Regions from separate parts of the Homo sapiens genome. Here region 1 is linked to region 2. A link is a loop called in an ENCODE intact Hi-C map of the cell type or tissue named here. Cell type or tissue: Caco-2. All regions are shown on one strand. Links, peaks and the distances in the headings refer to the core of each region. The heading gives the core; the rest is flanking DNA. Region 1 overlaps EXPH5 (exophilin 5). Region 2 overlaps C11orf65 (chromosome 11 open reading frame 65).

The links. Hi-C counts contacts between places; a loop is a spot of excess contacts. Peaks named below come from ENCODE experiments on the same cell type or tissue, not always from the same donor. Only the 100,000 strongest peaks of a DNase experiment are listed, where the experiment ranks them.
Region 1: a loop joins it to region 2, with 2.7 times the contacts of the local background. A loop is called at or near these places in 1 of 110 quality-filtered maps.

What each region holds. Positions count from the first base shown.
Region 1 is chr11:108,547,242-108,552,624 of GRCh38, reverse strand. All of the region lies in intron 1 of EXPH5 (exophilin 5), which reads left to right. Among named protein-coding and RNA genes, the nearest start is that of EXPH5, 44 kb to the left of the region's middle. In Caco-2, for the core only: no CTCF peak of the experiment used is centred there; a DNase peak (open chromatin) is centred at 2,934.
Region 2 is chr11:108,415,008-108,420,390 of GRCh38, reverse strand. The region is part of intron 3 of C11orf65 (chromosome 11 open reading frame 65); the gene reads left to right. Among named protein-coding and RNA genes, the nearest start is that of C11orf65, 50 kb to the left of the region's middle. In Caco-2, for the core only: a CTCF peak has its summit at 2,650 (motif pointing left); a DNase peak (open chromatin) is centred at 2,620.

The DNA of each region.
Region 1 (5,383 bases), core at 120-5,119, 130 kb before region 2:
AAATACAGAAAATATTGCTTTTTATCGTAGAGTAGGCAGTCTCTATCACAGCCATTCACGGAGTTGAAGTGGGCTTTATTATCCAGCTTGGCTTAAAAGCTGGTGCCATTATTTTGTTGCCTCTCTTTGAGTCCTAAAGGGCTGTTGCTGTTACTGTTGTTGTTGCTTGCTTACTTTATAAAGTTTACCACTTTTCCTTATCTGAGCTTCCCTTCCTTCAGACTTCCGTGTATGATTTAACTTTACCCTTATGAAAAGAACACATTTTTCAATATACTTGCTTGCTTTTTCTAATCCTTGCCCCTCCCTGAGTCTTGGCCGTGGGCTGAACCAAAGAGCAGGCTCTGATGTCAGCGACAAAGGCTCTCAAATAACAATCTTTTCAGAAGATCAACAGGGAGAGAGACCAGGCCCCGGATGATAAAGCTACTGGTGCAGCCACTGAACCACAGGGCTTTCTCTTCCTTCACTCTGCCTCTTTCTGATTGGGAACACACAACAGTTGTTTTAAAGCTTTCCCTGGAGGGTGAGTGATAAGAAACCTATTACCTGGAAGTATCGCCTTTCTAAAGTAGGAGAACAAAAGGCCACACTTTCCCCAGATGGTGAGTCTCTTGGGGCTTCAGGGTTTGGAAAAGGCTCTTGCTTGGACATCCTGATCCGTCTTCCATTATGACACTGGCCCGACGTTTAAGCTCTGACTCGGGATACAGTTCCTGCCCCATCCTCTCCATTTGTGCTTTTCCTTGTGTTGTGGTTGCTGGGCAATATGACAAAATTATGTTTGGATTCCTGCGTGGGAGGAAAACTTTAATACTGCTTTGATCTGCAAATCAAAGGACAAAGTCACTTTCACAGGATTTGATGTAATTGGAAACTTCATTCTGGGGTTGGCTGATGGCTGAACTTGTAGGAGATCAAGGGACTATTTGGCAAGATGTCCTTAAGGAGTGGAGGGTTGACAGAGATTGGGGTGCTTAGCTGCCTGGAAGGAGAACGAGGTGTAACAAGACGGTCAGGTCCGCGAAGATCAGCTGTAAAAGAAAAAAAACAATGTGTATACAGAAGCAAGGGAGTAAGAAAAGTGAAGGAGAAATGTCAGAGATGTCAGAGAGGAGATAAACAGAGAAGTGAGAACATCAAAAAGAGGAATGGATGCCTTTGGCAAGAGGAGCTGATAAAGGGAACTATTCTGAGAAACATTTGAGATTTTTCTGACAAGAAAATGGAAGCTATTCCTGGCTTAGGGAATTGTTTGTTTTCAAACTTGCATAACTGCTCTCTCTTCAATCATATTTGAATTCTCATTACTGCCTGTTTAATTGGCAAAAGTCACTGTAAGTTTGTATCAATTGCATTGTTTCTTAGTGGGGTTAATAATACCCACAGACAATGAGATACACGGTTAGGAGAACATGGGTTTTAGACTCAGAGGCGTGTGGGTTCGCGTCTCAGTTCGGCAGCTCCAGCAGAACTTCCATGTCCTCTCTGTAAATGAGGACGATGCTGGAGCAGTGTTAGGGTGAGGATTGGCAATAAGAACTGCAAAATCCGGCAGATGGCAAGAGCTCAGTTCATATCATCGGTTATTATTTTTTATTGGTATGATTTCACCCGAAGACAGGGTGTTTGGCCAGATTATATCTGGAGACCTCTTTCGGCTTTATAAGATTTCCCAATGATTTGGATGTGATGTAGGAATGTTGAGGCTTTTCTGACCATAGATTTTAGACTGGAAGATGTCTTCAAGATAACCTCATCTGTATCCATGTTTTTTTCAATTTGTACATAACGAACCACCCCAAATTTTATTTTTATTTTTTATTTATTTATTTATTTATTTTTTGAGACGAAGTCTCACTCTGTTGCCCAGGCTGGAGTGCAGTGGCATAATCTTGGCTCACTGCAACCTCTGCCTCCCAGGTTCAAGCAATTCTCCTGCCTCAGCCTCCCGAGTAGCTGGGATTACAAGCATGCACCACCACGCCCAGCTAATTTTTATATTTTTAGTAGAGACAGCATTTCTCCATGTTAGCTAGGCTGGTCTCGAACTCCTGGCCTCAAATGATCCGTCTGCCTCGGTCTCCCAAAGTGATGGGATTTCAGATGTGAGCCACTGCTCCCAGTCTCACCCCAAAATTTAAAGGCTTAAAACTACTTCTGTTTATTAGCTTACCATTCCGTGGGCTAGCCATTTGGTCTGGGCTCAGCTGGGTGGGTTGCCGGGGATCACTCATTGGGCACCACTATGACAGCTTGGCTGGGTCTGGATGGTCTAAGATGCCTTCACCCACATGTTGGGTAGTTGGCAATGGCTCTCTGCCAGGCCTCTTTCTGTGTATGGTCTCATCCTCAAGGAGACTAACCCAAGCTTCCTTATACAGAAGTCTCAAGATCCCAAGAGGAAGAGAGCAGAAGCTATAAGATCCATTGAGGCCTGGACTCAGAAGTCTCAGTTTCACTTCCACCATATTCTATTGGTCTTAGCAAGTGCAAGTCTGGCCCAGATTCCAGGAGGAGGTGAAAGGAGGTGCCTCTTAACAGTAGTTGTCCTGGCTCAGTCTTACTTCAAAGGCCAGAACTATTTCTGTTTTGCTTCCTTGGTAATAGTAAACACAATGCCATCACTGACTACCCGAACCTTGAATTTTCCAGCTGTTGACTGTACCTGTTCATCCACTTTCCTTACAACCACTAGGAAAGAGGTAAAAGAGACCCCACCTCCTAAGAGTGGCAAAAAGTCACATTGCCAAGGAGTGTACCTCCAGGAATGATGGGAATTGTGGAGGAATTCTTTGCAAACAATCTACACATCATTTATTCCTCTTTGACAAGTGGGGAAAGAAAAACCAAGAAAGTTAAATATTTGGCCAAGATCACCCAGCTAGAACCTGACACTACTCCTGGGCTCTGTCTCCTACCTGATAGTAACTCAAGAATGGGCCAGGGAGGGTATCATTAACAAGGAGCAGATAAGTGGGGCCAAAGGATTACTTACACACAATGACCGGGAGATAAATGGACAGCTATCATTTACTGAGCACGTTCTAAATGGTTAGTACATAATTAATTTGTCCTGGAGAAAAGATGGGCACAAAGCCTTGCTCAGAATAAAGTCAAACAAAAGTGACAAGCAAAGGTCAGCAAGGACTAAGTTGGGAAAGACAAAGAAGAGGAGGGGGAGGTGGGTGTCATAACTCAAGGCTGGAAATAAAGGAAAAATAAGTTTAACTCAGGAATCGGAACATAAGAGGAGTGGTGTGTTCCAGAGGTGCTAGGATGAAATCCAAGGCAGCATTTCACAGACGGATTCATGTGAATGAAGAAAGGACATTTTGACTTGGAACAGAGGGCTGGGCCTCTGGCCTAGCAAGAAAAGACCTGATTTAGTTTAATCAAGTTGATCAGCCTCAGGGTAAAACAAATTAGAAGTGTAGACAACAGTCCCTTGTGATATGTTGAGTCAAGCTGGACTAATTAAGCAAGCAAGCTGTGTATTAGTAATTTCCCTGTATGTATGTCATTCTCAACCCTGAGGTTCTCATTGGCATAAAGTGGATGGTACATCCCAGTTGGTGCTGAACATATAACAAGCCCACATGGAAGAGGAAGAGCGTTGTGCAGGCTGGTTATGAAGTTGGTTGAATTCTGTTTACAAACAAATGTTATCTTTGTCAAACTGAGGCTAGTGGAAATAGAAAGTACTGTCCTCAAGTTTTGTCACCACACTTCCACTTTATGTTTAGAATTTTTTCTTACTTGCTAATGTTGAGTGTATTTGATAGTTTTTTTAAGTAAATGAATGAATCTAGACCACTGATTTTATAATTGTTTTGCTCCTTTTAGTACCAGAAGCTCAGTTAACCATTGTCAATGTACAAACTATACTTCATAGGGCTCTTGGGTGTGTAGGGTTAAGAAGATGAATTACACGTACCCAGAGAGTTTGAATTTAGACTTTTATGTCATCGTTTCCCTTCCTGGGTCACCCTTACATCAAAGGTCAAAACTATTTCTGTGTTGCTTCCTTGGTAATAGTAAACATAATGCCATTATCGACTACCTGAACCTTGAATATTCTGGCTGATGACTGTACCTGTTCATCACTTTCCTGACAGCCATCTCCAGAGTTATCCTTAAAATATTTCTGCTTTAAAAATATTTGAATTTCTTCAAAATCTTGCCCCCTTCATGTATCTGCATGACACTACTGTCTGAATTTCATTTCTCACTATCTTCAGGAAACAAATACTAACATAAACATATCCATGGATTATTTATGTTTTACTTCCAACAGCCTTAGCCAGAGTCAGGTTTGTACAGCTCAGCATTCAAAATTTAATCAAAATGAAAGTCAATCTCATCACAATAAGATAACAAAAAAAAGAAAAAAAAGTCAAAAACTTTCTTATTTAAAACACATAAGAAAAATGAGCTGGTTTTTAAATTAAACATTTCTTATTCCAGTAAAGAACTCTGAGACACTGATTTTTTTTTTTTTTTTTTTTTTTTTTTAAAGATGAAGTGTCACTCTGTCGCCCAGGCTGGAGTGCAGTGGTGCAATCTCGGCTCACTGCAACCTCCGCCTCCTGGGTTTAAGTGATTCTTCTGCCTCAGCCTCCTCAGTAGCTGGGATTACAGGCACCCGCCACCAAGCCCAGCTAATTTTGTATTTTTAGTAGAGATGGTGTTTCGCCATGTTGGCCAGGCTGGTCTTGAACTACTGACCTCAGGTGATCCACCTGCCTTGGCCTCCCAAAGTGCTGGGATTACAGGCATGAGCTACTGCGCCCAGCCAAGACACTGATTTAAAAATTGACGAAACGCTCAATTGCCAAGTCACAAAGTATAATTACTAAACAAACATAAGGGAAGGGTTCAAACCTTCCTCTTATCAAAGAAATGTAACATATTTTATTAAACAAAGAAAGATTCTTAAAAATAATTACTAACAATTATAAATAGTAACACCAAAATATTAGAAAAATAAAAATACTTGAAATAATAATACCTTGTCTTCCAAGGATGCCTAGTGGCAGACTTGTACATTGCTGGCATAAGTGATATTGGTACAGTTATTTTGGTAGTATGTATAAAGAATGACAAAAAGGGCTGTGCTCCGTGGTTCATGCCTGTAATCCCAGCACTTTGGGAGGCCAAGGTGGGAGGATCACTTGAGGCCAAGAGTGAGAGACCAGCCTGGGCAACAGAGTGAGACCTCTCTACTTTTGTAGAGATCTCCATCTCTACAAAAAATAAAAATATTAGCTGGGCATAGTAGCGTGCAACTGTAGTCCTAGCTACTCAGGAGGCTGAGGCAGGAGGATCATTTGAACCCAGGAGTTTGAGGCTGCAGTGAGCTATGATAGCACCACTGCACTCC
Region 2 (5,383 bases), core at 174-5,173:
TGGCTTACATTGCAGTTCCAACTCTTCTTCTGCCCAGTTCTTCTTCCCTCCCCTTTCTTCCATAGGTATTGAGCCCTAATAAACCTGTGGCACTCAAACTTCATATAAGCATCTTCTTTTGGAAAACCTAATTTGAAATGTTATTTAGTTCTTCTAAATTTTCTCTGAACAAATGCTTTATAGTTTTCTATAGAGAGGTCTTACATATCTTTTGCTAGATTTATAACTTGCTTTTTAATGCTCCTATAAATGGTTAATTACAAAATTTTTATTTTCTTATTTTTGATGCTATTATGTAGAAAGACAATCAATTTTTGCACATTAGCTTTGTTCCCAACAACTTTGCAATCCTCATTTATTAATTCTAATAATGTGTACATTGATTATTTTGGATTTTCAATATAAACAATCATGTCATCCTCAATGAGTTTTGTTTTTGCCTTTTCAAACATGATACATTTTATTTCTTTTTCTTGCCATTATACACTGGCTAGAGCCTTCAGTAATGGTGAATAGAAGTGATAACCACTGTCTTATTCTGGATTTCAGAGGGAAAGGATCAATATTTCATCATTAAGTATGAGGTATGCTATTTTTGTTTGTTTGTTTGTTATAGAATCCTTTTATCTGATTAAGGAAGTTTCCTTCTATTCCTGTTGAACTAAAAGAGTTTTTTGATTTTATTTTTAGAGGCCAGGTCTCACTCTGTTACCCAGGCTGGAGTGCATTGGTGCCATCATAGCTCACTGCAGCCTCAACCTCCTGGGCTCAAGTGATCCTTCCACCTCAGCCTCCCAAGTAGCTGGGACCACAGGTGTGGGCCACCATGCCCAGCTAATTTTTTAAAACTTTTTTTGTAGAGACAGAGTCTTCCTATGTTGCCCAGACTGGTCTCAAACTCTTGTCCTCAAGCAATCCTCCTGCCTTGGCCTTTGAAAGTGCCAGGATTACAGACATGAGCCACTGTGCCCAGACAAGAGTTTTTTAGAAATCCAAGAACAGATGCTAAATTTTATGAGACCTTTTTTGCTTTAATTGAGATACAATTTTTCTTTTGTTCTTATTTTTTGTTTGAATGTTAAATCGTCTTAGCGTTCCTAGAATAGGTACATTTTGGTTATGATTATCTTATCCCTTTAAAATATCACTGAATTTAGTTTGCTAATATTTGGTATAAATATTTGCACCTGTGTTCCTGCAGAACGTCTAATTTACTGTCTCTGTCAGATTTTGGTATCACATTTAGCTGGCCTCCTAAAACAAATTGGGAAATGTTTCTACTCTGTTTATTTTCTGAATTTCTTTTTCACATTGAGTGTTATTTTCATCCTTAAATGTACTTTGTAAGGATTTACTAATGAAACCATCTGTGCCAGAAGTTTTTTCCATGAAAAGATTTTAAATTACATTCAATTTAGAATTATAGTTCTATTTCTATTTTGTATTTCTTCTTGTGCTAGCTCTGATAAGTTGTATTTTTCTAGGAAGTTTTCATCTAAATTTTCAAATTTATTAGCTTAAAATTATTCATAATACTTTTTATGATCTTTCTAATGCCTTAGAATCTGTAATAGTTATCTTTATTTTATTCCTGGTATTGGTTATTTGCATCTCCTCTTTTTTTTCTTGAGCAGTCTCTTTGGAGTTTATTACTTTTATTGGTCTTTTCCAAAAACAATTTTTAGCTTTGTTGTTTCTTTGTGTTGTTCATTTGTGTCCTACCTCATCATTTTCTGCTGTTTATTATTTCCTTCTTTATATTTTCTTTGAATTCTGTTTGCTGTTATTTTTCTAACTTTTTGAAATGGATGCTGAATTTATTGACTTGTAGCCTTTTCTGGTATATGTATTTAAGGACATAAATTTTTATCTAAGAATGGTCTTAGCTGCAGCTTACAAGTTTTGATATGTCATATTTTCATATCAAATTCAGTTCAAAATATTTTAAAATTTCTACTTTATTTCAGTTATTTAATTTGGAAATTAGCCAGTTATCTTTTTGTTGTCAGCCCTTATCTTGATTGTGCTGTACTTTCAATCCTCTGTTGTCTATTTTTTATAAATTTTTATCTGTACTTGAAAAGAATATATATTTTTTAGTTATTGAGCATAGTATTGCATAGATGTCAATTAGGTCAAATTTTTCAGTTATGTTGATCAAATCTTCTATAGCCTTACTGAATATTTTTGTCTAGTTATACTATCAGTTACTGAGAGATATGTATTAAAAGCTTCCACTATGACTGAAGATTTGTCTATTTTTCTGGTGGTTTGTATATATTTGAGACCATGTTATTAAGTGAATACTTCAGATTATTGTATCTTTCTTGAATTGAACCTTTTATCATTATAAAGTGTGTCCCTTAAGGTCTCAAATTTCTGGTATTAATACAACCACACCAACTGTCTCTTTTTTTTTTTTTAACAAATCAGAAAGTTTTACTGTCAGTAATATTGTGTTTCCTTTTTTTATTATCATACTTTAAGTTTTGAGATACTTGTGCAGAATGTGCAGGTTTGTTACATAGGTATACACTTGCCATGGTGGTTTGCTGCACTCATCAACCCATCATCTACATTAGGTATTTCTCCTAATGCTGTCCCTCCCCTAGCCCGCCACCTGCTGACAGGCCCCAGAGTGTGATGTTCCCCTCCCTGTGTCCATGTGTTCATTCTCATTGTTCAACTCCCATTATGAGTGAGAACATGCGCACACCAACTGTCTCTTATTTGCATGGTACATCTTTCCTGTCATTTTACTTCCAACATTCTGAATCTTTACATTTTTGCTGTGTCTTTTTATAGGCAGCAGGTTTTTTTTTGTTTGTTTGTTTTTGTTTTTTTGAGACAGAGTCTCGTTCTGTTGCCCAGGCTAGAGTGAAGTGGCACTATCTATCTCAGCTCACTGCAACCTCCACCTCCCGGGTTCAAGCATTCTTGTGCTCCAGCCTCCCCAGTAGTTGGAATTACAGGCATGTGCCACCACGCCCGGCTAATTTTTTGTATTTTTAGTAGAGATGGTATTTTGCCATGTTGCCCAGGCTGGTTTCAAACTCCTGAACTCAGGCAATCCTCCTGCCTCGGCCTCCCAAAGTGCTGGGATTACAGGTGTGAGCCGCCGCACCTGACCTGGCAGCAGGTTGTTAGCTAACATTTTTTATCCAGTAGGATACTCTTTGTCTTTTGTCAGAACATTTACTTCATTCACATGTAATGTAATTACTGATGTTTGGGGATTTAAATCTACCCTGTTACTATTTACTCTCTGTATGTCTCAGACGTTCTACGTTCTTTTTCAACATGTTATGGCCTTCTATGGGAATGAGTTTTTTATATTTTTCTCTATATATTATCATTCTTTTAAACTTATTCAAGAGATTGCAACATGCATATTTGACTTATGAAATCATATATAGATTTGCATTTTTATCTTCTCCCAGACAATGCACTTATTTCTCATTATCCCCTTTGACTTATATTCTTGCTGTTGTTCTTTTAAATTCTCTATTGATGGATCTTATGGTAAGAGTACATTTAGTTCAATAAGAAACTGCCAAACTTTTTCCAAAGTGGCTGTGCCATTTTGCATTCCGACCAGCAAAGAATTACCACTCCACATCCTTGCTAGCATCTAGTGTTGTCAGTATTTGAATTTGGTCATTCTAAAAGGTGTATAGAGGTATCTCATTGTTTTTGTTTTGTTGTTGTTGTTGTTTTGACACGGAGTTTCTGTCGCCCAGGCTGGAGTGCAGTGTCACAATCTCAGCTCATTGCAACCTCTGCCTCCCAGGTTCAAGTGATTCTCCTGCCTCAGTGTCCCGAGTAGCTGGAATTCACACCCCATCACGCCCGTCTAATTTTTGTATTTTTAGTAGAGACGGGGTTTCACCATGTTAGCCATGGCTGGTCTCAAACTCCTGACCTCAAGTGATCCACCTGCCTCAGCCTCCCAAAGTGTTGTGATTGCAGGCTTGAGCCACCATGCCCGGGCCCTCATTGTTGTTTTAATTTGTAATTCCTTAATGACATACAACGTTGACCATCTTTTCATATGCTTATGTATCGTCTGTATATCTTCTTTAGTGAAGATAGCTTTACAGGTCCTTTGCCCATTTTTAATTCAGGTTGTTTGTTTTCTTATAGTGAAGGTTAAAGAGTTCTTTGTATATTTTAAATACCAGCCCTTTATCAGATATGTGTTTTGCAAGTATTTTCTTCCCAGTTTATGACCTGTCTTTTCATTATCTTAATGTCTTTCATTGAGTACAACTTTTTAATGAAGTCCGTCATATCTATTATGCTTTTGGTGTTATATCTAAAAAGTCATCACCAAACCCAAGCTCACCTAGATTTCCTCCTATGTTATCTTCTAAGAGTTATATAGTTTTGCATTTTACATTTAAGTTATGATCCAGTTTTAGTTACTGTTTTGTGAAAGGTGTAAGATCTTTGTCTAGATTTTTTTTTTCTTGAACGTGGATTCCCGCAATGTCCAAATGGTGTTCCAGCACCATTTGTTGAAGACTATTCTTTTGTCACTAAATTGCCTTTGCCCCTTTGTCAGAGAATAGTTAACTGTTTGTGTGGGTCTATTTCTGGGCTCTGTCTTCTGTTGCATTGATTTATTTGTGTATTCTTTCACCAGTACCACAGTGTCTTGATTATTGTAGTTTCGTGGTAAGTCTTGAAGTTGGGTGGTGTCAATTCTCCAACTTTGTTGTTCACCTGAAATATTATAGTGGCTATTCTGGGTCTTTTGCCTTTCCACTTAAAATTTATAATCAGTTTGTCCTTATACACAAAATAAGTTCCTGGGATTTTGATTGAGATTGCATTGAATCTATAGATCCAGAAAGATGGGAAGAACAGACATCTTGACAATATTGAGTCTTCCTATTCGGGTGTATGGAATATCTCTCCATTCATTTAAATCTTCTTTGATTTCCTTCATCACGGTCTTGTAGTTTCCCTCATATCGATTTTTATATATTTTGTTAGATTTATACCTAAGTATTTTACTTTTTTGCGTGCTGATATAAATGACAATGTGTTTTAAAATTTCAAATTCTGGTTGCTTATTGCTGGTATATAATAAAGCAGTTGATTAGTATATTAACCTTGTGATTCATTGGGATTTTTTAACATAGACAATCATGTCATCTGAGAACAAAGACAGTTCTTTTTCTCCCTTCTCAATCTGTATACTTTTCATTTCCTTTTCTTGTCTTATTGCATTAGCTAGGACTTCCAGTGTGATGTTGAATAGAAAAGGTGAGGGGACATCTTTGTAGGAAAACATTTAGTTTCTCACCATTAAGTATGATATTAGGTGTATGTTTCTTGTAGATATTATTAATTAGAGGAAGTTCCCCTCTAGTCCTAG